Linked DNA regions of Homo sapiens: region 2 is linked to region 1. A link is an interaction called in ENCODE POLR2A ChIA-PET data of the cell type or tissue named here. Cell type or tissue: K562. All regions are shown on one strand. Links, peaks and the distances in the headings refer to the core of each region. The heading gives the core; the rest is flanking DNA. Region 1 overlaps ACTL8 (actin like 8). Region 2 overlaps ACTL8 (actin like 8).

Region 1 (11,564 bases), core at 1,453-9,452:
AAGCAGCTCATTACGTCTTCCCCATCCTATTCCTCATTAGCCGCAGGTGCTCTCCATGAGAGGGTTGCCAGGATTTCTGAGTTTTAGTGGCACCTAGGGCAGGGGAAGGCTTATGGCAAAATGTTCCTTAGTCTTTTCTCCCCCATTCCCTCCCCCTGCAGAAAAGGATGAGCGGTTGGGAGCCTTGGGGCTGACAGGTTTTGTGAGTGTGCAGTGGGGGCTTCCGCCCTCGGGAAACAGGGGTTGGCCCTCTGGAAACAGGGGTTGCGATGGAGCTCCATGCTTTACCGGCTGATGACTCAGCAGGTCTGAGCCTCAGCTTCCCATTTACTAAATGGGCTAACTGGGACAATGATTGATCTAGTGCCTTCTATCATGATAATCATTATTTTTGATAATATGTCCCAGACAAGAATAGCAAAGGTTGGAAAGCAGCTCTGTGTTGAGCTGAGCAGGGCTCGGGAAACCCCGGTGGGGGTGGGGGTGGGGGTGCTGGTGCTTTCATGGAGGCAGAAGCCTCTGGCTGGTCCCTTCCCTTGGTGGGCAGCTATGGTCCAGTTCCCGGCTGACAGTGGGGCTGGCCTTAGGTGTGACGCAAGGGGTGGGTAGAGGCCAGGGAAGCTGCTCTGTATCCTGCAGTGCACAGGCCGGCCCCTGCTGCAGACAGTCATCCTGCCTCAAATGTCAACAGTGCTCAGGTTGAGACACCCTCAAGCTCCATGCCTGGCACATAGTTGGCTCTCTATAAAGCTTGGATGAACACCAGTGGGCAAGCCAGGGGGGACTGGTCATAAAGTCAGCCTGAAAACTGGGGGTTCACTTCTTTCCAGCCCAATGTTTCTTCTTATTGCTCTGTTAGGCATGGTCAGGAATGCTACGAGGTTCTGACAGGCAGCTTCCAGTCCTGGGTACCCTTGGAGGTGGGGTTGGTGATGCTGTGACTTCAGCAGCCTAAGCTTCTGGGCACCCCCCCACAGCATCTCTCATCCTGATGCCTATTGGGTTCAGCCTCGTCCTCCTTGTGTCGCCCCCACGCTGTTGATGATCCTCCAGCCCCACTTGGCATGCCTGATGTGGCCTGAGAGCCTGGGTTTTAATAGCTGAATATTTCTTTAAAAGAAATTCCACTTGTCTTGAGGCCCGCGTTCCTCCAGCGTTGCCTGCCTGGCTCCCCGGGGGAGTTCACGCAGAAACTGATGTGTTAACAGGCTGCAGTGTCTCCCTTTCCATCTCTCCATTTAGCCTCCCTTGGAGATGGCCTGGTCGCTGGCTCTCTGTGCCCTTGCCTAGTGGCTCAAGATGGCACATGACTTGGGGCCCCCGGATCTGGGTAGGGGGGCTGTATAGACACCAGATGTTGGAATCCACCCAGGTAAAGCCACCATGATGCACAAGTCCCAGGTGCCAACTGTGCAGCGGTTGGGGGCTCCAGCCAGAGTGGAGTTGGAAGGGATGCTGCTGGAATCCAGCTTGTGGGGAGATGGTACCAACTGGAGGTGCTGGACGCTTCCTTCTTTGAGATGAGCAGGCAGCGATCACCGGGTCTGGGGCTGTGTGGAGCAGGTTGGGGCTGGCCTTCCTCCTCTGGGTCCCTGAGTGTGGTGGGCCTGAAGGAAGAGAAACATGTCAACTTGGCTGTCCAGGCCAAGTGTACTAAAGAGTAACCTCCACGTGGGCAGGGATTTTTATCTGCCTTAGTTCACTGTGGTGTCCTGGTGCCTAGGAGAGTGCCTGGCATGGAGGCCGCACTGTCCCCCACTCCTTGCCTCCAAACCACCTCTGCTTGAGCTCTACCTACAGACAGGACCCTGTGCTTTTTACACATTAACTCATCAGACACTCGCAATAACCATATGGAGTTGGTGTGATAACATACCCATTTGACAGGTGAGGAAACCGAGGCCCAGGAAAGTGAGGTAACGTGCCCAAGCCCCTCTCCATGGCAGGCTATGTAGCATCTCTTAGGTCTCAGCTCAGGGTTCCCCTCTTAAGAGGTCTGACCAGAGCCCTGGCTCCATTCCACACATGATGTCATTGTTGCTCCCTCGTAGCACGTCACCCGGCTCTCTATAAATGTCTGATTCACTCACTTATTCACGATCTGTCTCCACTCCCCGGAATGTGAGGTCTCTCAGGACAATGTCTGGCCCCTTGCAGGGCAGAGCTGACTGGTCTGACCTGACATCTGTGCTCTTACCCACCAGGCTTTCCTGCCTGCCTGGTTTGATGAGCTGTGGGTTCATTACATCTGGCATGGGCGCCATTTCCCGGGTCCTAGGATGTGAGGCAGAGGTTCCCTCGAGACCTCTCTCAACTCCCAGGGAGTTAAATCTCACCCCAGGTTTTAGAGCAGCCAACTTCCTGTGGCCTGCCCTCCTGCAGAGTAATTACTGTAATTTTCCCAGTGTCACCCTCAGCCTTTGGATGATATTGTGACCAAAATGTGAGAAGCAATGACACCCTGTGACACTCCCAGCCCTTGTAATTGAGGCTTTGAAAGCACTGCTGATGTCTCCAAAGGCATCTGGGTGCTCCACGGCTGTGATGGAGGTGGGACCTCTGAACCCTGGCTTTTTGACTTTGGCTGCTTTGCAAATGTAGTGACTAATAGATGTGATGTGTTGATTCACTCCCCTGTCTTCCCAAAATTGTGTTCACATCCCTGATCCAATCTGGAGCCTTGTAGCAGCCTCGTGAGGCTGGGACTGGTACTTTGGCCCTGACTTAATCGGCAGAGAACTTGTGCATTCCTTGAAATTGTACAGCGTATGAGTGGCAGAGCCTGGCTCAAACCCGGGTCTTCTGCTCCCATGTCACACACACTCGGTCTGGGACCTCTTCTGTGCAAATATCCCATTCAAGAGGGCCTCCTGATTATTCTACCACTATCTAAAGTTGGTTGCAGAGTAGCAATAGCAAAAGCAAAAGTCACAACCTTGGGCGCTGACAGCCTGTCAGGCACCGTCCTAATTGACTTGCCATGTGTTAATGCATTTATTCCTCCCTGAAGCCCACTGTGGTGGGGGCTGTGATTATCCCCACTTTACAGATGAGGAAACTGATGCCCAGAGAGGGTATATTTAGCCCAGGACTGGGAGCCATAATGTGATGGAGCTGGGATTGGAACCCACGTAGTCTTCAGAGACCAAGCTTTGACCATACTGCCATATAAATCATCTAGAAAGCCATAATTCCTGGAACTTACTGCATTTTTTTCTCAGGGGTGTTCATTTGTTCATTCATTCCTAAGCTATGGTTGAATGAATGAATGAATGAATCTATTATGTACTGACCATTGTTCTAGGTGCTGAGGATTCAGTCCTGGGCAAAACAGACAAAGTTTTGCCCCCGTGCAGTTCCATTCTAGTTGGGGGAGACAAGATATGCAGATGATGAATGTGGTTTCAGGTTGGGAGAACTATGGAGAACAATGAATGGAACGGGAACAGAGAGTGATGAAGAAGGTGACTTTGGCCACAGTGGTCAGGGACGGGGGAAGCAGACACCTGAGGGGGAAGCGAGACGGGTGAGCATCATGAAGAAGGGGTTCCAGGCAGAGAGCAGCGTCTGCAAAGGCCCTGCGGTGGGACTGTGGAGGCCTGCTCTGGAAACAGTGAGGAGGGCATCAGGAGGTGAGGTCAGAACGGTAAGAGTGAGGAGATGCTGGGGTTGCATCGGATGATAGGATCCGACTTCGCTGCTGGAGACAGAGCCGGGGGATGAGGCGGAGGCAGGGGGGCCAGTGTGGGGGCCGTCCCTGTGGTACAGGGGTGAGACGATGCTGGCAACTTAGCCTCAGGGTGCTTCTAAAGAGTCTCTTCTTAGATATCGCTCTCTTCCCTTTCCTCCCGGACTGACGTCTGCACATCCTTCTCTCCCGGCTAAGACCTTCCCTGCTCTCCTGGGGGTTGAGTTTGGCCTTGTCTAAGCCCGTGGCTGGGTGCATGGCTCCCGGGCACTGCTCTTTTGTGGCTGCCTTGTCCAGTGGTTATTTGGTGCGCAGTAAGCCCTTTGCTTTTTGGGTATTGACTGTAGATCAGTGCTCACCATGTTTATCCTCCATAGGTGCTTTATTATTATTTTTGGCATCTGCAGAAATACCTGCTTTATGTGTTGCCTGCTCAGTTATGTCTCATTGTTGCCTTTATTTACTTATTTCACACGAGACAATGTCCCTGCTTGGCTTCTCGGCTCAGTCTGATGCCGTGACTGCTGACACGGGAGGAATGACACTGCGTTACTCAAGCAGGTGGCAGTGTGGCTTTTCTCGAAAGCATGAGGCCCCAGCCTCCCTGGGTGTGCAGAATGGGTGCTCGTGAATCCCTCTGGTGGGACTGGGTGTCTGTGGGTTCAGTCCTGGGGGGCAGGGGTGAGCATATATGTGATGTGGGGTTTTAGAGAATCAGTCAGGGCTCCGTGTGTGTAAGCAATAGAAATTGCCTCTGGCCAACTGCAGCAGAAAAGGAATCATCAGAAGGAAACTCTTGTATCTGAAGTTGGGCCAAAAGACTGGCTGGGAAAAGGTGGGAACCCAGCTAACTCTGGTTGGGAATAGGGTGGCGGGCAGGTGGGGGTGGGTGGGTGGTGTTTCTAGCAAGATCTGCTCAAGGCCCTCTGGGGACCCCACCAGGATGGGTGGCTCCAGCCAGCTTGAGAATTTTGCAAGACTGGAAATCCATGTACCCAGAGAGAGGGGACCTAACTGGTGGGGATTTGACCTTGTGGCGAGGCCTGGCCTGGCAGTGTGCAGGGCTCATGTTCAACAGTCCTGCCAAGACTGCAGTTTGGGGAGAGGATCACTCCTGGAAAGGAATTTTGGGGTGCTGGTGTCAGAAGAAGAGAGGCTGGGCACTTGGCTGCTACAAGTACCTCCTGTACCCTAGAAGAGCCACACATGTGAGCTGTGTTTTGGTCTTTTAAGATGCTAAGGATGGAGGATATCATCAAATGGAATGTTAAAGTACAGGACCGAGTTCCTCTGAGCCAGTGAACGGGCTGGGCTCAGAGTGCAGAGGGGTTCCCAGGTCTGGGGAAGTTTTGGACACAGTGATCCGGCTGGGCCTCTAGGGCTGGGTTGCCTGGAATAGGAGGGGCGTTTGGGGAATGGAGCTCTGAGTCAGGCTCACTGCAGGGGCGAAGGCCTGGAGGCTGGGTTTGGTGGAGGTGAGGGGCAGAGTTGCTGACTCACTGCTAGGGAGTGGGGAGTGAGGCTGGAGCTGCAGGCTGAAGATGTCTTTGGACACCAGGCTGAGGAGTGTAGTCTTGGGAGGGTAATTGTGTCAGGAAGCAGAGCGGGAGGAGTGGTCCACTGCTTCATGACATCCCTCCTATGTGCCTGACACTATACTAATAGTGCTTTGTTGTAGCCTGTTTAACCTACTGATGCTGCTATTTCCCTTTTATACAGATGAAGAGACGGGGGGTCAGAGAGGTTAAGTGACTTGGACAAAGTCACATAGTGAGTCAGTCGCAAAGAAGGTCCTGCTTCTTGCTACGTCGCCCAGGCCTGGCCAATATTCTCCACTGGTCTGTGTTGCAGAATCGCCAGCTGTGAAGTCAAGCAGCTGCTGATCTGTCCTGTTGAGCGCCTTGATTCTTTTCCTTCAGCCTTCCCTTCCCCAGTATCCCTAGAGCACATTGGGCATGGCTGTGGGCCGGCAGGGGTGGCAGAGTGTAGGGAGAGGGTCTGGGGAGACTTTCTCCTTGTCACTGCAGAGCTGTTTCTCTTCTCTCCATTTCCTCTGTAAAGAGCTGGTACAAAGCTAGCAAAATCAGAGTCAGCAGAAAAATCTAATTTTCACCTTAGACACGTTTGTAGCTGGTAGATAGTAACCCACCTTCTAGACTTTCCTTCCAGACAGGGCTGAGCTGAGTCCTGCCCTGGACATTGGGGACCTGCTCTGTCACGAATTCCCTGCCTCTTGTTAGGCAAGACAGTTCTTCTCTGTAAGCCTCAGTTTGTCCACCAGTAAAAAGGGGGTGGTGGTGATCGTGGCAGGGTGTTACAAGCCCACATGCCTGCAGGGGCCCTCCAGGAGAGACAGAGGCATGAAATAAACCAGGCGCAGGGCAGAAGAGGGCATGGGAATACAAGGGGCCTGGTGGGCACGTGCTCAGCTCATAGAGTCAACCCCAGCTCGGGGCCAACCAGCTGTTGCTGTGTAGGGCTTCTTGGGCCACATCTTTGGATTATTTTCAAGAAAATCCAGAAATCTGAACTATGCTCCAAAATAATTGAAATTTTAAATGTTAGCAACTTATTTGAAATTTTTGAAAGATAGTATAGGCCAATAATAGTAGCTCCATGGCCTGAAACTGGCCTGTGGAGTCACCAGCTTGCAGTGTCTGGATTATTTGGGTCTCCTCCAGCCAGATGAGCTATGGCTACATTTAATAGGCGTATAAATAAAAATAAAATATTTGCCTTCTAGATATGTTGATTTGTATTTATTGATGAGGTCTGTGGTTTATAATTGGCATCTGAGCTCAGAGTTAATAATGGGGTAGAAGCCTCTTTGAGAAACTTTAATCAGAGATGTAGAATTGGTGTGCTTATACCTCTCTCTCCAGATTACTTCCTCCTCCTGACATCTATCTTTAATCCTTCCTGCTGCAGACTTAGCCTAGCCTAGTTTCTGTGGCAACAGAGTATGCTACCTTTTCTCTCCTCGTAGATTCAGAGAGAAGGAAGCAGGGAGGGTGGCCTTGAGATTTTCATAACTCAGACAGCAGTTCCAGGGACCTCTACTTTCTACACCTGCAAAATCAGGGGCAGGACAGGTTTATTTGAAGCCAGTGGGCAGCCCAAGAGCAAGATTTATTGTCTCTCATAAATTTTTAGAGACCTCTGGCTAAGAGCTACCGACTTTATCACATTAGCTGCTACCTTAGTCCCCAGTCTGGAGGGTGTTCGTGGATTAGTTTCTTTAGTATCCAGAGAGCAGTGAGTTTATAGGCCCTTTTAAGGGTGGGCTTGGGAAAGACCTATAGGAACCAAAGGCTTAAAAGAGGATCTAGGGGTCATACTGGCCAATGTGCTGGTCATTTCTACCATGCACAGTGCAGAGTTTGGGAAAGACCTCAGAGAGACAGTAGTGGCAGAAGAGGATCTAGAGGTCATAGTGGCCAATGAGCTGGTCATTCTCGCCATGCACAGTGAAACCAAGATGGACTGTATAGTCAGGAAAGGGAAGTGGCTCCACTGAGATTGTGGTGCTGATAGCAGTTGTCAGTCCTGGGCTCTGACCGGGAAGAATAGGGGAAGTGGGTAGGATACAGACATTGGAGTCAAATGCCTGGGTTTGGATCCTGGCTTCACCGCTGTGAGGCTGGGGGCGCGGGTAATTTACTTAACATCTCTGAGCTTCTAAGAACTCATCTGTAATGGGAAGATGACAGCAGTTACCGCCTCATAGGTTATCGTGAGGATTGAGATGATACTTGTAAAGCGTATAGAACAGGGGCGGCAAACTTTTTCTGTAAAAGACCAGATTGTAAACATTTTGGGCTTTGTGGGCCATATGGTCTCTGTCGGACGCTGCAACTCAGCTGTTGTAACTTGAAAGCAGCCATAGATAGATAATATGTAAATGATGGGCGTGGCTGTGTTCCAATAAAACTTTATTTATAGACACTGAAATTTGAATTTCAGATACTTTTCATGTGTCACAAAATAGTCTTCTTCTGATTTTTTTTTTCAACATTTAAAAATACAAAAACCATTCTTGGCTCTCGGGCCATATAAAAACAGGCAGTGAGCCGGATTTGGCCCGTGGGCCATAGTTTGCTGACTCCTAGTATAGAATAATGCCTATTATGTGTTTATTAAATGTCAGTCACTGATATTACCTTGATCTTTATCATTATTCTTTTTATCTCAGGAGGGCGGGTTGAAGACAGTCAGATATTTGGCTCAGAAAGAGGTGACTTGGTTTGGGGGAAGGAGCATATAAACCGTTACTACCAGGAAGGGAAGATGGGATTTGTCCTGCACTGTCCCAGAGGTGTGTCCTCCAGGCCCGATTGGCAGAATTGACAGGGAGGTAGATTTTTGGCTTCGAGGCCCCTAGCAGCTAGAGGTACTGAAAGTTGCTATAGACTGCCTTGGGCATAGTTGAGTGCCTGTCACTGGGGGTGTCAAGCAGAGGACAGATACTCCTGACATGCTGCAGTGGAGGGGGCGTGCTCACCGGCTGGACAAATGGACACTGAGGTGCTGGGGTCACCACCGTTTCTTGCAGCACCATCAAGGCTAATGGAAGAGGGGGTGTTTTCCTATTCTTCCACGGTCCTTTTCTTAATTCGTGAAGTATCTTGTCCTCTTCCTGCCTTCTCAAATAATCCAGTGACATGCACAGGCCACATTCTCCCCATTTGAACAGGAGAGACAGAGACAGAAAGCAGGAGAACAGGGAGGTGGTGGGAGACAGGATGCAGCGCTAACCTTCGCTGTGGACCTTGTGCAGTGCATGCGCTTCGTGTATCCCCGTGAGGCTGAGCTCTGCTGGGTGTAGTCTTCCGTGTTCACCTAGTGTTTCTAGGGGAAAAGTCCTGAATCAACACATGAGAAGTTTGCATAATGCTCAGATTATTCCCTAATGTATCGATTGCATTGGAACAAATACGCATTTTAAAAATTAGTGTTATGGCAGCATGAACTGCACTTTGGATCGGGAGTTATGAGCGGTGGGAGGGTCTTTTCTAGATAGGGACTTCCTTGTAAGGCTCACCTCACCCCAGAAGGTGGGCTGTTACTCGGCACTTCAGGGCCTGTGAAGGTTTCTGGGCTTTCGGTGAGGTTGATCCTCTCCTAAAGTCGGTTTCTCCCCCAGACCCCAGCAGCTTGTCTTTTGGGATCTCAAGGCACCATACTGGATCCCTCATAACTTCTGATCCCACCCATTATTTGGGGGAAAGCTGACACCAGGGATGTTGGGGCAGCTCCACAATTCTGACCACACAAACTCAGCAAAGATGTAGTTTATGCAGGATCATGCTGGACCGGAGAGAGGGAGCCCAATAGTGGTGGGAAGAGGTTGGGGGGCTCCCTTTTGAACGAGAGGGGAGCAGTGATGTTTAGCAGGAATTGGCCATGCATCCCTAGCTCCCAGCTCCCTGGAGCCTCTGCCATTTGACCAGTAAGTCCCACGTGCTCTGGAGCTACAGGGACCCAGAGGGGTGTTTCTGGGGCCAGACCCAGGCAGTCTAAGAACCGCTTTCTTTTGCATCAAAGCCCACCATGGGGCCTCTGTGTGGGTAATGAGGTCTTGTGAGTACCTCTTCCTTAGAGCAAAGAGGAAAGGAAAAAAAAAAGGATTGCCTGGAATTTATTAGTCTAATTACATTTTCCTAATGTGGTTGACCCTCGCTCACAGCAGCGAGCTTATCAAAGCAGCAATCATACCAGCATTATTGGAGTTTTAATAAGAGTCAATTGGTTATTGTCCTCGCTGCGTCGGACACTGTCGACGTAATCCTCCGAAGCCCCTCGAGAAGATAGGGAGTTTGCTTTCTTTGCTGGAATATTATTTACGTTAATAACAAGGATTAGAGGCTTGTTCTATGTGTTTAGGAGAAGCAGAGCTTTTCTTTGTTCGAGTAGCTCCTGGCTGCCGGCTGTGTACCTACTGGTGGCCCCTCTGAAGTCTAGAGAGCACCAGGCTGAGAGTCTGGACCCTGGGGCCATAGCTCCAGCTCCTGGCTCACCGATCGCTGTGCCTTGCTCTGTGAGCTTAGCCAAGCTGTCTCACCTCTGTGGTCCCTCCTTTGTGAAATGAGAAGACACAAGTAATAACAATTAGCGAGAATGCAGGGGAAGCCTTTCCTAGCACGCAGCAAGCATTAACAAATGCAGGCTCTTCTAAAATAGCCAAATACAGTGGTAGGTGCCGGCTTAGCTCTACCCTTATGCGTTTATTTATGATGCCATAGAGTGGAGCAGCTTTGTATCAGGATTGAGCATTTCCAGAGTGCCCGGTTCTGTCCTAGTTACTTGACACAAGCTGGGGAGCAATTTAGCCTGATGAAGAGGAGGCGGGGCTGCAAGGCTCACATTTCTGCTCTCCCCTTAGCTGTGTGACTTTGGGCGACATTCGTGACCTTTCTGTGCCCAAGCAAGGATAATCAAAGGGTCTCTCTCACAGGCCTAATGAGAGGATTAGGAGAGGCAATTCATGCAGAGTCCATAGAACAGCACTTGGCCCATGCCGAACAGATGCTGGTTATTGTGAGATTAACAGGATTTCTGAGCTTCCGTCTTCTACTTTGCGAAGGGAGGGAGAAGAGGCTGTCTGTGCAGGGCCACAGAGGGTGCACTAGAGTGACGTTTATGTAATGCCTGGCACAAGAGGGTAGCCAGAGGTGGTGGGGTGGGCATACAGGTGGGTAGACTGAGGCCAGATGGTGCAGGGGTTGGCCTGAGTTCACCTTAGCAAATTAGATGCCCACCTGTGGACATTGCTGTCATGGCCTAGAGGTAGCGCCACCTTCTGTCTCACACTTGAGGACTGCAGAGTCGGAACTAAAGCCTGGGGTCCTCTGAGGCCAAAATCTGGGCTCGTTTAGCTCCAGCAGGGGCTTGGGGGGTACTTTCTGTGACCGAGGACTCGGCAGCCTGACGAATAATCGCTTCCTGCCTTTCCCTCATTTTGCTAATGAGGAAAGCTCTTCCACCAGCTGAACAGCTAGGCGCCCTTGCCCACGCTGGGGGGTGGGGGCGGGGTGTAGGCTGCTGAGTCCCAGGGCCAGACCCAGCACCAGGCACATAGTAGGTGCTCCGTAAATATCAGCCCCACGTGGAGCTTACAGTATGTCAGAATGGAATGGGGACAGGATACTGGGGGACTGGGGGTAGGGGGTGTTTAGGGAGCCTTGAAAATTCAACTCCTCAGGGGCCAGGGAAGGCCCACTGAGAAGGTGCCATCTGAGTAGAGAAATCCAAGGTTATGAAGGAGCAGGGTGTGCCACTGTCAGGGGGAAGGGTGTTCAGGCAGCAGGAAGAGCAGGTGCAAAGGTCCTGGGGTAGGCATGTGCCTGGAGTGTTTGAAGAGCAGAAGGGAGCCAGGGAGGCTGGAGTGCAGCGCGCAAGGGGGCCTTGTGGACAAGGCCACAGCCAACTCTGGGACCACAGCAGCTTGTCGGGCCAGGCTCTGAGCTGCGGTAGAGGTGTTGACAGAGGCACCTGACCCCTGGAGCCGCTGGAAGAGGGCTGAGGGCCGCCTCTTTTGAAGGTTTGACTCTAGCATCTTTGTCTACGTCTCCCAGGAGATGATGCTCCTCTCTCAGCTGGGTGGATGTACCTGCCATGCCAGGCTCCCCTTTCATCTCTCCAGTCATCTTCATTTACCTGATTCCTAGACAGGAGGCGTGGGCTCTGGAATCTAGGTGAGGAGAGAGAGGCCTGGAGGTTCCTGGGAGGTGCTCCTTGCTCCTTCCCAAAAGTTCTAGGAGGACACCCCTGCTGGCTCAGCCTTCTGCAGCTGCCCTGTCTGTACTCTGAGAGGACTCCTTACATCAGAGCAAAATTTAGCCTGATGCTCTCTAAATACAGGTGGGTAGGCTGAGGC
Region 2 (11,564 bases), core at 336-8,335, 60 kb after region 1:
TATTTACTATTGTAGGTTTACTAGGTAAAATACGTGATGCCTAGTTAGACTTGAGTTTCAGATAAATTACAAATAATGTCTTAGTATTTAAGTATGTTTCATATTGCATGGGGCATACTTACACTACAATATTATTTATTATTGATCTGACATTCACATGTAACTGGGCATCCTGTAGTTTTATTTGCTGAATTTGGCAACCCTTACTGTCTATCCCTTTACAGAAAATGCTTGCCAGCCACTGCTCTAAGTGAATAGGAAGTTCCTGGGGAGTTTTAAATGGAGAGTTTTAAATGGGGGAGTTGTATCTGATTTTCTATTTGAAAAAGAGGACCTTGGCTGCTATTTTGAGAAATGGCTGGTGGGGGGACAATTTTCTGAGAGTAGTAATGGAGGGAGCCCCCTCCCACTGAGGGGAGACGATGGGCTTGTGGGGGCTTGAAGAGGTGAGTAAGTGGCTGGGACCACAGAAGGGTTGACTGTTAGGATCTTTCTGCTTCTATGGGATTAGAACCTTGGGGAGGCTGCCAGAGCTGAGGAATGGGGGGCAGGGGGGCTTTGTAAAGATTCAGGGGGTGAGGAGCAGGGGGAGAAAACCAGCCCAGGGACTCTGGCAAACCCTAAATACCAGAATTCCGGGTTTGTCTTGACGTTTGTAAGGTTTTTATTTAAAAGAAAAAATAAGGCTTTTCCTGCCAGGCAGTGAGCATCTTTTCCCTTTTTTTCTTTTTTCTTTTCTTTTCTTTTCTTCCTTCCTTTCCTTTTTCCTTCGTTCTGGCGTCTTTTTTCTTGTCTGTCTTATCTTTCTGGTCTGTCTTTTCCAGTCTTCCTCCACTGTTTGGAGACAGTGGTGAATACGCAACACTTGTTTCTTTTCTAATCTGTTCTTCCTTCTAAAGAGGCGGTTCAGGCTGCACATGTGACCCGTGGCCATGTTGCTCCTGCAGCCAGTGTCCCAGAACCATTTCTTGCAGCCACAGAGCTCTTCTCACCTCTTCACCGAAGTGGTCTTCTGAACAGCCACGACCAGACAAGCTCCTGAGGGCAAACCCAGCTCCCCTTCTAATCCTCCAGAGCTGCTGCATTATCCTCACTGCATAAGCTCCAGGGGCCCTGGGCGCAGCATCCTGGGGCAGCCCGAGAGTCCCCCCGAGGATGGGGCTCTGTGCTGACTTCAGCTTTGACTGCTGAGCAGGCTGGGGGGAAATGCACTGAGTGAATTCTCCCTCGTTGCAGATCCTGTTTGAGTTGCTGCATGTCCCATCGGTCCTCCTGGCCGACCAGCTGCAGATGTCCCTGTATGCCTCTGGCCTCCTGACCGGAGTGGTGGTTGATTCTGGCTATGGCCTGACCCGCGTGCAGCCTTTCCACCAGGGCCGCCCCTTGCCCGCCAGCGGCAAGACGCTGGAGTTCGCCGGCCAGGATCTCTCCGCCTATCTCCTCAAGAGTCTCTTTAAGGAAGATTGCGATAGACGCTGCCTGTTTCAGCTGGAGACAGTCGCCGTGACTCAGATGAACAAGTGCTACGTGCCGCAGAATCTGGGGGAGGCCCTGGACTTTCGTGAGAGGCAGCAGAGTGCCTTGGATGAGAGCAACACCTATCAGCTCCCAGACGGCTCCCGCGTGGAGCTGACCCCCATGCAGCGGGTGGCTCCTGAGATGTTCTTTAGCCCGCAGGTGTTCGAGCAGCCGGGGCCCAGCATCCCACGGGCCATTGTGGAATCCGTGGAGTCCTGCGAGATCTCCCTGCGCCCCCTGCTGGTCTCCCACGTGATGGCCTGCGGGGGCAACACCCTCTATCCCGGGTTCACAAAGCGCCTGTTCAGGGAGCTGATGGGGGATCACGTCTCCTCCACCAAGGCCACAGTCTGGGAGGGTTCCAATAGAAACTTTAGTGTCTGGCTAGGAGCGTCCGTGGTGGCTCACCTTTCTACCTACCAGTCTGAGTGGATGTCCCGAGAGGAGTATGGTGAGCATATGAGGATGTGACCCTACTGGCTCACTCCTGAGAATGGGCTCCTGTTAGATGGGCACGGGCGGATTAATTTTAGCAAAATGTTCTGGGTGGGGGTAGAATGAGGTGGGGTGGGGTGAGCTGGCTTTGGAATTCTAGGGGCATGAGGGTATTTTTTAGGTTCTAAGGTTTTATCTTGTTGCAAGAGTGGGACCTACCCAAGGGGGAAGACAAGATGTCATCCTTGGAAACCCTGCAGGGGACAGTTTTTCCAGGGTGGCCTATCATTGGGGTATGAGTGGCTGACTGCCATCTCCATGCCTGAGAGCCACTGATTTTTCATTGGCATTTCCCCTGGTTTGTCTCATTCTTCTTGGTTGAGTAGGTTTTAACTGGGGTAGCACTCCTGCTAGGAGTCCCAATTATTTTTGACTAGGGGATGGGGGACAGTTGACATTTCTGGTCCTACAGGCCCTTTCTGGCCAGGGAGGCATTGCTGCAGGTGAGCCTGGGATGCCCTTGCCACCCGTGGTTGGATCTTGTTTTATATCTGCAAATAAATAGCTTGTTTGGAAGCAATGCTGGCTCCTGTGATGGATGGGGGTAGGGTGCGCAGCCCCTTGGGGAGACTTAGGGAGTGTAAGTGTGAGAGAGCCAGGTGGGGGCCAGGGCGGGCTCTGAGGTGTCTGGGGCCTATGAACAGTGGCTGCCACTGAGCAGAATAGGCAAGGGTCTGGACCCCGTGTTCTTTCACTGCCACATTCTATCCATCCATCCCAGGTGTCCCAATATTCTGTTTAAAGTTTCCCTTCTTATTCGTATTTGTTTGGTATATATCTGATGCATATTCAAGTACCTAGCATGTTTTAGGAGCTGTGCTGGACCTTGGGGACTTGAGAAAGATGTACAAGGTTTCTGGTTTCAAGCTTACAGCCTCCTGTGGGATCTATTGTAGACAGTATATAAGTAAACATATTTCTGATGATGAAGAATGAAATGAATCAAATGTGACACGGTCATGTGATCTGGAGGTGGAGGGATGGCCACTTTCAATGGAGTGGACTGAGATGAGGTTGCTAGGGACCATCAGTAACTGTGTCTTCTCCTTCCACGGCACACTGTGAGGCAATGCTCCCAAGTCTCCAGCAGTTATATAGGGCCAGGTGGCTGAGTTCTGGCTCAGTTGGCATGCACCTGACCTTAAAAATACTCCTTCACAGCCTGTGGGATGGGTCAATGGGGAGGACGTGTAAGCCCTAGGGGATGGATGGCAAATGCTGCAGATGGAAGGAGCCTGAGTGCCTAGGTGGAGCAGAAACCCCTGCCCAACCCCACCAACACTAGCCTGTGGCATGAGGAATCTATGTTCAGCCACTGAGAGTGTGGGGATGTTTGTTACAGCAACTGTTTTGCTTACTCTGACTAATACAGAGAAGGGAGCCACAATATACTATTTATTTAATAAAATGTGTTTTCTGTTAAGTGCCAGAACTGGGGTTTGAACCCAGCCTGGACTCTCAACCACAGTGTTATCCAGCTGTTTCTGAAAGGGATTCTTGGCTCCTTAATGTTAAGAGCTGGAATAGAGTAACAAGTGTAGTTTGGAAGACTGAAGCTCAAGGAACCCAGATATCTCAGGGCAAGTAGAGGAATTTGGAGGGCAGAGTCCAACTCACCTTGTCTTTGAACACATGAGCCATATTCTCATGTGTTTGCTCCCACACTTGAAGCATCAGCAGTCCCCAGGGAAAAGAGTGGGGGCCTGGAATAACAATTCTTAGGTAGACCAACTCAGAACCAGCCTGGTGCAAGCCCCAGACTTGGTGTCAGATTGAGTTTCAGGCTGGCCCTATCATGAGCTGAGCTGCCTTGGGCAAGTTATTTAACCTCTTTGAGTCTATCAAGTATAAAATAGGAAGTAATAACCACCTTCTCTCAGAGATTTGGAGTTGAAGATGAACTAAGATAGGGGATGAGAACTCACTTTGAAGCTGTGACGTGCTACTGAGGTAAGAGAAATGACTTTCAAGCTTTTAAGTTGATGTCACTCGCCTATTAAACATGAGTGTTAATAACAATGGCAGCTACCATCGCTTGCCAGGCGTTGTGGTGAGAGCTTTACAAATGGAATCACATTTAATCCTCACGTGCACACTGTGAAATGAGTGACGTTTGTCTCCACTTACAAATAAGAAAACCAAAGATGAGCGATGTTAAACACTTGTTCAAGTTCACACTCAAGTTCAAGCTAATCATGATTTGTCAGAGTTAGGAATGGATTCAGCATTCCTAGAACACTAGGCTAAAAGTGGCTGAAACAGATTTATTTGTCTCAGGCAACAAGTAGACACTCCAGGTGAACAGTGTCAAATCTACATCACCAAGGTCTCTCTTTTTCTTTCCATTTCTCCACCTTCAGCATGTAGGCTTGTTGGATTGTGGTCACAAAACAGCTGTGGCAGCTCCAGGCATCACCCCCTATATTTCCTGCAGGAAAAGGAAGCATGAAGGGAGTGTCTTATCTGGGTCTGTCACTTGCTATTAGAAAGTTGTCACCTAGCAGATTTCTGTTTGGCTCATTACTTGGAGGTAGCTGAAATAGGTGACACACAGGTTTGAGTGAGCTGATTCACAGTGTCTGTTCCTTGGCAGAGGAGGGCTTTGAATCTAGGTCTGTCCATACTAAAGCCTGTGTTATCACCGATAGTGGCAGGCTGCCTTCTCAGCTTTCTGGGCCTTCTTGGTTCCCTTGGCCTGAGATGCGGATGTGTGATTTTTTCCAGGCTTGTGTGAAAGCTGCTTTCGGATAGCAGTCGAGGTGTGGGCACCCTGGGCAGAAATCTTTGCATTTGAAACCCCTATATTTGTACACACCTGAGCCTTAAAAGGCAGAAGTGGGGGAAACTTAGAAATGAGGACAAGGAAAAGGAGGGCCTGGAGAGGAGATGGGCAAGGGGCATTTTCTTTCCTTATTTAGCTCTGGGCAACTGTCATCAGAACCCTTTTCCTCATTTCATTCTGAATGTAACATTTAACCTTTCTGTTCAAGCATCAAATCTGGCTGCCTAGTGTATAATTATGAACTTTTCTTCACTTTCTCTCCCCCCTCCCCCACTCCCAAAGCTTTTAGAACTCCCTTGTTGGGTACTATCTCTCTCCTCTGACTCTCCAATTAAATTAAAAATAGCAGCTCCATGGGCCGTGTGGGGCCTTCAACCTAATGCGGAACTGCTGGCACGCCTGGCCTGGCGGGGTGGTACGTGGTGCCCAGAAGATGCCTGCTGGGCTCCAGCAAGTCCTGGCAGCTGCTCAGAGCTCGAGGAGGCTCATCCTCTGTGAGAGGTCTGGGGCTGCCTGCCAGGGGCAGCCAGGTGCAGAGGGGAGGGAGGCAGGGTCTTGGCAGCTGGGTCAGGGGCTGGGTGGGGCTGGCAGAGGGGACAAAGGGAAAGAGCCCCCAGGCAACCCATCCCCAGTTCTGAGGATACAGTCCTGCCAATTTCTGCTGCCAAGGCTGGGGCTTAGTACCCTTGCATCTGGGTGTGGGTAGGGTTTGGATGCCTGAGTTCCCCAAGATAACCCTGGCAGAAACTTTAGGTTCTGCTGATGCAGAGAACCAAGTCGACATTGACACTGAGCACCCTCCTGGCTCTAGAGGAGAAGTGTGTGGCCTCTCCCACCTCCAGGGCCCTTTCTTAGACAGATGGTAAAATGGACAAGGGCATGAGCTCTGAAGCCAGACTTCATGGACTGCAGTCCCCGCTCTGCTGCTTTCTGGCTCTGCTAACCTCCCTATGCCTTACTTTGCCTCTCTGTAAAGTGGGCCCAATAAAGATGCCTACCTCAGGGTGGCTTAGATGATTGCCATATAGTTTTAGTGAGTTAACATACATAAAACACTAAGCGAACACCAGGCACATGAAGGTTAGCTATTATTTCGTACACACCAGCCTCTATTGGCCAAATCCCTAGGCACACACCTGGCTCATTTTATATGTACTTGTTCACAGGCAGATAGATGCTAGTGATACAACATGGTTAAAACATAAAGTGCTGGCTTAGTTTCCCCGGGGAAAGGCATTGCAGGGTAATTTCTTTTCTTGTCTGAATGTTGTGGTCTGAATGTTTGTATCCCTACAAAATTCATGTTGAAACCTCATCCCCATAGTGGTGGTGGTAAAAAGGTGGGGCCTTTTCGGAAGTAAGTGATTGTCATGAGGGTTCTGTCCTCATGAATGGGACTAATTCCCCATAGAAGAGGGCCTTGTGTGCCTGGCCCTCCAGTCTTCCACAATGTGAAAGCACAGCATTCCTCCCTTCTGGAGGATGCAGCGATAAGGCACGGTCTTGGAATCAGAGAGTGGACCCTCACCAGACACCAGATCTGTGGGTGCCTTGATCTTGACCTCCAGACCTGTGAGCCAAACATTTCTAATCTTTGTAAATTATGCAGTCTGTGGTATTTTACTATGGCAGCAGGAACAGACTAAGACATGGAGTGATGGGGTAGAATCACATTCTGGACACGGAGGTATCACAGGTGTCGGAGGGTACATGGCACCAGGGAGAGGTAAACAGCCAGAGGTGTCTTCTTGTAGGAAATGATGCCTGAGGTGGCTCTTGCCAGAGGAACAGGACTTTGCAGATGCTGTTCCTTTTGTTTGGAATGCTTTTCCCCACTGCCACCCCCATGGTTGCCTTTGACACCTTGGTATGGGGGGTTAAATAGATGGAACATTTGAAGTGGCTGGGGAATGAGAGGGAGTAGGGAAGGATGAAGGTGGTTGTTGACAGGCTCAGCTCTTGAAGGACATCAGGGGTCACATCAAGGACAGACTTGTAAGCAGAATTATGACATCACTGGAGAACGCAGGGCTCTCTGGGTATAGCTCGGAGAATATAGGGGCTCAGAGAGGGATCAGACAAAGAGTGATAACATACACCATAAAATAGATATTTCACTAGACTCTAGGCTAACAATTCTATATCACCTGGGACCTTGTTCCCCTCTGATGTCTTGGGTTGGGAATTTGGCTTCAGTGATACTTGGGGTCTTGGTGAGTTTGAGGGGCTAACAGATCTTCCCTATCCTCCAGCAGTGGTTGCAATTAGTTATCAATTTTGGAGCTATTTTAGTGCCTGGGTTATGGCAGGAAAGGCAGCCCAGAGTGAAAGACTTCGGAAGAGTAATCTCAAGGTGGAAAAATGAGATGAATTCACATTGAGGGCAAGACCAGCTCTTCGTCAGTTGCGTACATCTGTGCTTGTTCCATTAGCTCTTCCGTTCAGCACTACAAGTCTTGGACAGCTCCCCTGGGCTTCTCACCTCCTCTCCCCTCTCATTCATGATTTCTGGTTCCAAGAAGCCAGTCCCTACTGAGAAAGCAGGAACCCTGGCGGAGAGGACAAACTCTGTTGTCAAAGTCAGGCAGATGCAGGCCGGAATCTCTGTTCCTCACTTATAAGCTGTGTTGCTTTGGGCAAAGCACTGCCCGTCTCTGGTTCCATGGCCTCATCTGTAAAGTGGTGATAATAATACCTAACTCATAAGGCTGATATGGGAATTAAAGCCATTTATCCATTTAGTGAAATTCAGTAAGCACTTTCTCTGTGTCCTAGGCCCTTTGCTAGGCTCTGTTAAATTGAAGCATGTTTGTAAAGTGGCTTAGCAGAGCTTGGCACATAGTAGGTGCTCAATAAAGGTAATTTTTCTCCCTGAATCACTGCAAGAAAAATCCAGGACTAAGGATGCCAGGAGACTCCACGATGATGCACGGGCCCCAGCACACATTCATGCTACTAGGAAAGGTTCCTTTTCATCCTGTCCTTTTGATTAACTTTTCCACTAACGTGTTAGGATCTTGATATACAACCATCTTAGGAATCTTCAGAGTTTTAAGAGGCCCTAAAATCAGAGTATGAGAGGTGGGTCTACTCTTCTTCTGTAATTAATACAGAGTTAATGACACTCGCCCAAATTCAGGCCATTCTCCTGATTACCTAGATCTGTGGTTGTCCCCTCTACAATTACCTCCCTCCAGGGAGAGGACATTGCTTTCACCTAGGAAGGACAACACTGATGAACTGAAGACACAGATTCATCTTGGCAAGCCTTGCTGAACACCAGGTGGGGCTGCTGGGGACATGGAGAACAGACCTGACTCCCACTCCTTAGGGTTTGATGGGAGTGGACATACCCCCAGGGAGGTGGGGGGCAGGCCAGAGCCATCTCCTCTGTAACCCTGTGCTTGTGGGGTCATGATCTTAGCCCAGCTCTTCCAGCCAGCAAATCAGTCTCCTGGAGCGACTGAGAGCCTTGCCATGTTGCTCCCACTGGAGACATTCGGCAGGGGGAAGGGGTTGGTCGTAATCCGGGTTTAATTTCTCCAGGGCCTCCATTATGAATTCCATAACTCTACCAGTCAAAACATGACTAATTCCTGGGACTGCAACCCCCACCTGGGAGTAGAAAGCTCTGTGCTGTTTTTGCTACCTTTTGTCACCACTAATAAAGGCTTGGCAGTCGGAATTTAGCTGCTGTGGGTGGTTTTCTTACCCATGTGGGCTTTCCCTTCCCCCTACGGGGTCACTGTAGAGTGAATGCTTGCTTGCCTGCTGGGCTGGTTTTCCACCAGCTTTGTAATATTCCCAGCCTGAAATGCCATGGTTTTGGGGGCAGTTTGCAGAGAAGGGGCCACGGCATTCAGGGTTAATTGGGCCTTTGATGATTTTGACAAGGGTAGGATACTGCGTGATTTATGGAGCAAAGAATGGGTTGGTTGAAAGTAAAAGAGCAAAATTGCAGGTGTGATGTTTAACCTGCTGAAGAGAACATGATTCAGGACGCATTCCCTCGCCTAGCTGGCGTGATAGTCTTTGGGAGAGTGGGCCGTGCAGACAGTGAAACTGTGCAAATTGTTGTTTCACCCCCACCGCCCATCCCCTACCCCTCACTAGCTGCAAAACCCTGAGCAGGTTACTTAGCTTTTCTGAGCCTCAGTTTCCACATCTGCAAAATGGTACAGACTGGCCATCAGCCCCAGCTGTGCAGCAGGGTTGTGTGTGGCTGTGTATTTAGCACAGGGCCTGGCCCATCAGGAGGCCATGGAGGTGGCGGAAACAATCTTCCTGTGGTCGTGTTATTTTATCAAACACCATAGTCATTGCATAGTCATTAGAGATGGTCCCTGAGGGCCTGGCTAAGGTATGAGTTTGTTGTCTCTGCAATAAGCAAAGACCAACTTGGCTTTCATCTCTCTAAAAGCAGCACCTGGTTCCAACCACCTGGCTCTCTACCTGGAGTTAATGTGGTCTCGCTCCAGGTAGGAAATGGGGGAGCCTTTGACTTGGGGAGTCAGTGGAACCATCTGTGCATGGGGAGGGAAAGGGGGTACGTGTCGAGGGCTGGCCCTGTCTTGGAAGAGAAGGGTGGGGATGGTGGAGCCGGGGCCAAGGCGATGAGGAGGTGAAACAAGGTGGATCTGCCTGGTGAGCCCTTGAGAGGGTCCGTTCAGCCAAGAGCCGCTCAGTCTGGAAGGATAAAGGCTGGAGGAGAAGCCCGAATTTCCACCCTGGCTCTGTCACTGTCTAGCTGTGTGACCTTCGGCTGATTACCTAGCGTCTCTGAGCTCCAAACCCCTCATCTCTAAAATGAGGATAATCATAGTATCTACCCTATGGCTTATAAAGCATTATCTGAGCTTACCTTAAGCAGAAAGCTTAGCGCGGGGCCTGGCACTTAGTGAATGTGCAGTGTTGGCTGCTGCTATGATTATCGTGATTGCGATCATGTTTACTCATCTTTTCAGCTGCTTTCATAGGGGGTCCTTGGCATGAACAGACACAATTGGTCTGGGGTTATCAGTTGTGGCTGGAGGCTGTGAGTTGGTGACTCTGCTGCAGGGAGCAGCATCTTGCCAGATGTAGATGGATGCTCTCATCCTGACACCCCTGAGAGCCTCATGGCACGTCTCAGAGCAGGCTCAGACCAGGCCTCTCCTTTAAGTGCTGGGTAAGAGTTTTAATGTGAAAAGCTGCCTCTCCTCCAGCTTCTGGAGGACTGGAGTCAAAAAAGAGAATGTCAGTGTCAGGTAAGGACTCCTTTAGGCTAAACTGTTGACCTGGTGGCCATGACCTTGAAAGTCAGATTCACCTTGGATAAGCAGGAGTCACAATAAATACTTTCCCTGTTGTCTCTGACTTCAGACTCTCTCCATAAACTGCCACTCTTTACCTGCTCCACAGGCCACCGTCTCTCACCTGGGTTCCCGCAAGGAGCTCTTACCAGCCTTTCCTGTCTTCAGCTTTGTCTCTACCCCCATTCCGCAGGGAACCTGTGAAAGGCCGTGTCGGGCCATTCAGCCCCTTTGCTTAAAAGCCCTCCCATCTCATGCACAGTAGAAAGCCCAAGTCCCCACTGCATCCTGTAAGGGCCTGCTCAGTCTGGCTCCTGGTCCACTCTGATCGCCTCTCCTCTCCCTCGCTCAGTCTTCAGGCCCCCCAGGAACTAGACCGGCCTCCCCACTGCTCCCTGGTCCTGCCAAGTGTGCTCTGCCCAGACCTTTCCCCTTGCTGTTCTTTCTGCCTGCAGCACCTTCCCCAGACAGCTGCTGGTGCATTTTCTTGCTTCTTCAAGTCTTTGGTCAAATGCCACTTTACTAGAGAGGACATCCCTGACTGCCCCCATTCCCATTAAAAATTAAAAGCCCCCACAGCTCCTCTCTTCCCTCTTCCTGATTTATTTGATTTTTTTTTCTAATTTGTCTCTCCATTAGAATGAAGCTCCATGAAGGCAGGAATTTGTTTCATTCACTGCTGTTATCCCCAGTGCCTAGAACAGTGACAGCACATAGTAGTTGCTCAATAAATGTTTATCAAATGAATTAGTGATGGAATCTTCCTTCCCTGAGGGTGTGTCTATAATCTACACACAGGATGGGCAGTCAACTCTTCCTTCTCTTCTGAGAACCAAACAAAGGCATGTGGCTCCAGCATCCAGCAGGAGGTATTGAGGTGATCCGCTTGTAAAACTTTCTGGCATTGAGCTAAAGATTGGTATAGCCTTGTGAGTGCATTGATGGAGATGCCTTTCTAGGAGGTTTGAAAGCCTCTCATCTGCAGGGATGTATATTTAGTTAGCTGCCTGGTAGAACTTTCTGTCGTGGGAAGGTGGGTCTGATTAGAGTGAAAAAGAAGAAGCCGAGAGAGGTGATAGGATGCAGTCAAAGTTGGTCACTTAGTAGCAGAATCAAGGTCCAAGTCAGGTCATGTTATTTAACAGTCCTCGCTTCCATTTATCAGGCACCTACTATGGCGTAGGTACTGGAGCTACACAGATGAATGGCTCCTACCCTTGAGGGGCTCTCGGTCTAGACCCTTGATCCCACCACCTGATCTTCCCATCCATCCATCATTTAAGGCTCTGTCACCTGTTCTCCCTCATGCTGCAATGTTCCGGGCACACTCCCCACCTCCTTCCCTGACCATCTTGCTACCTTGGCACTTTTTGCTGGCTTGCCTCTCTCCCTTTCTCTTCAGTCTGGCTTAAAGCACCATCATCTGGCTAAGGAATCTGGCTCATGATCTAAGCCAGGGAATATTAGCCCCATTTTAC

Evidence for each region. ChIA-PET counts read pairs that join two places held together with the same protein. Peaks named below come from ENCODE experiments on the same cell type or tissue, not always from the same donor. Only the 100,000 strongest peaks of a DNase experiment are listed, where the experiment ranks them.
Region 2: POLR2A ChIA-PET joins it to region 1 with 5 read pairs; 4 of 35 experiments call an interaction of 5 or more read pairs at or near these places.

The regions. Positions count from the first base shown.
Region 1 is chr1:17,763,611-17,775,174 of GRCh38, forward strand. All of the region lies in intron 1 of ACTL8 (actin like 8), which reads left to right. Among named protein-coding and RNA genes, the nearest start is that of ACTL8, 14 kb to the left of the region's middle. RefSeq lists an enhancer at 4,449-5,015. In K562, for the core only: no CTCF peak of the experiment used is centred there; a DNase peak (open chromatin) is centred at 5,171; H3K27me3 peaks cover 3,549 bases.
Region 2 is chr1:17,824,531-17,836,094 of GRCh38, forward strand. It overlaps ACTL8 (actin like 8), which reads left to right. Exons shown (of 3, transcript NM_030812.3): 3 at 1,237-2,533. The coding sequence ends at 1,989. Among named protein-coding and RNA genes, the nearest start is that of ACTL8, 75 kb to the left of the region's middle. RefSeq lists an enhancer at 1,498-2,087. In K562, for the core only: a CTCF peak has its summit at 1,761 (motif pointing left); DNase peaks (open chromatin) are centred at 1,761 and 7,271; H3K27me3 peaks cover 935 bases.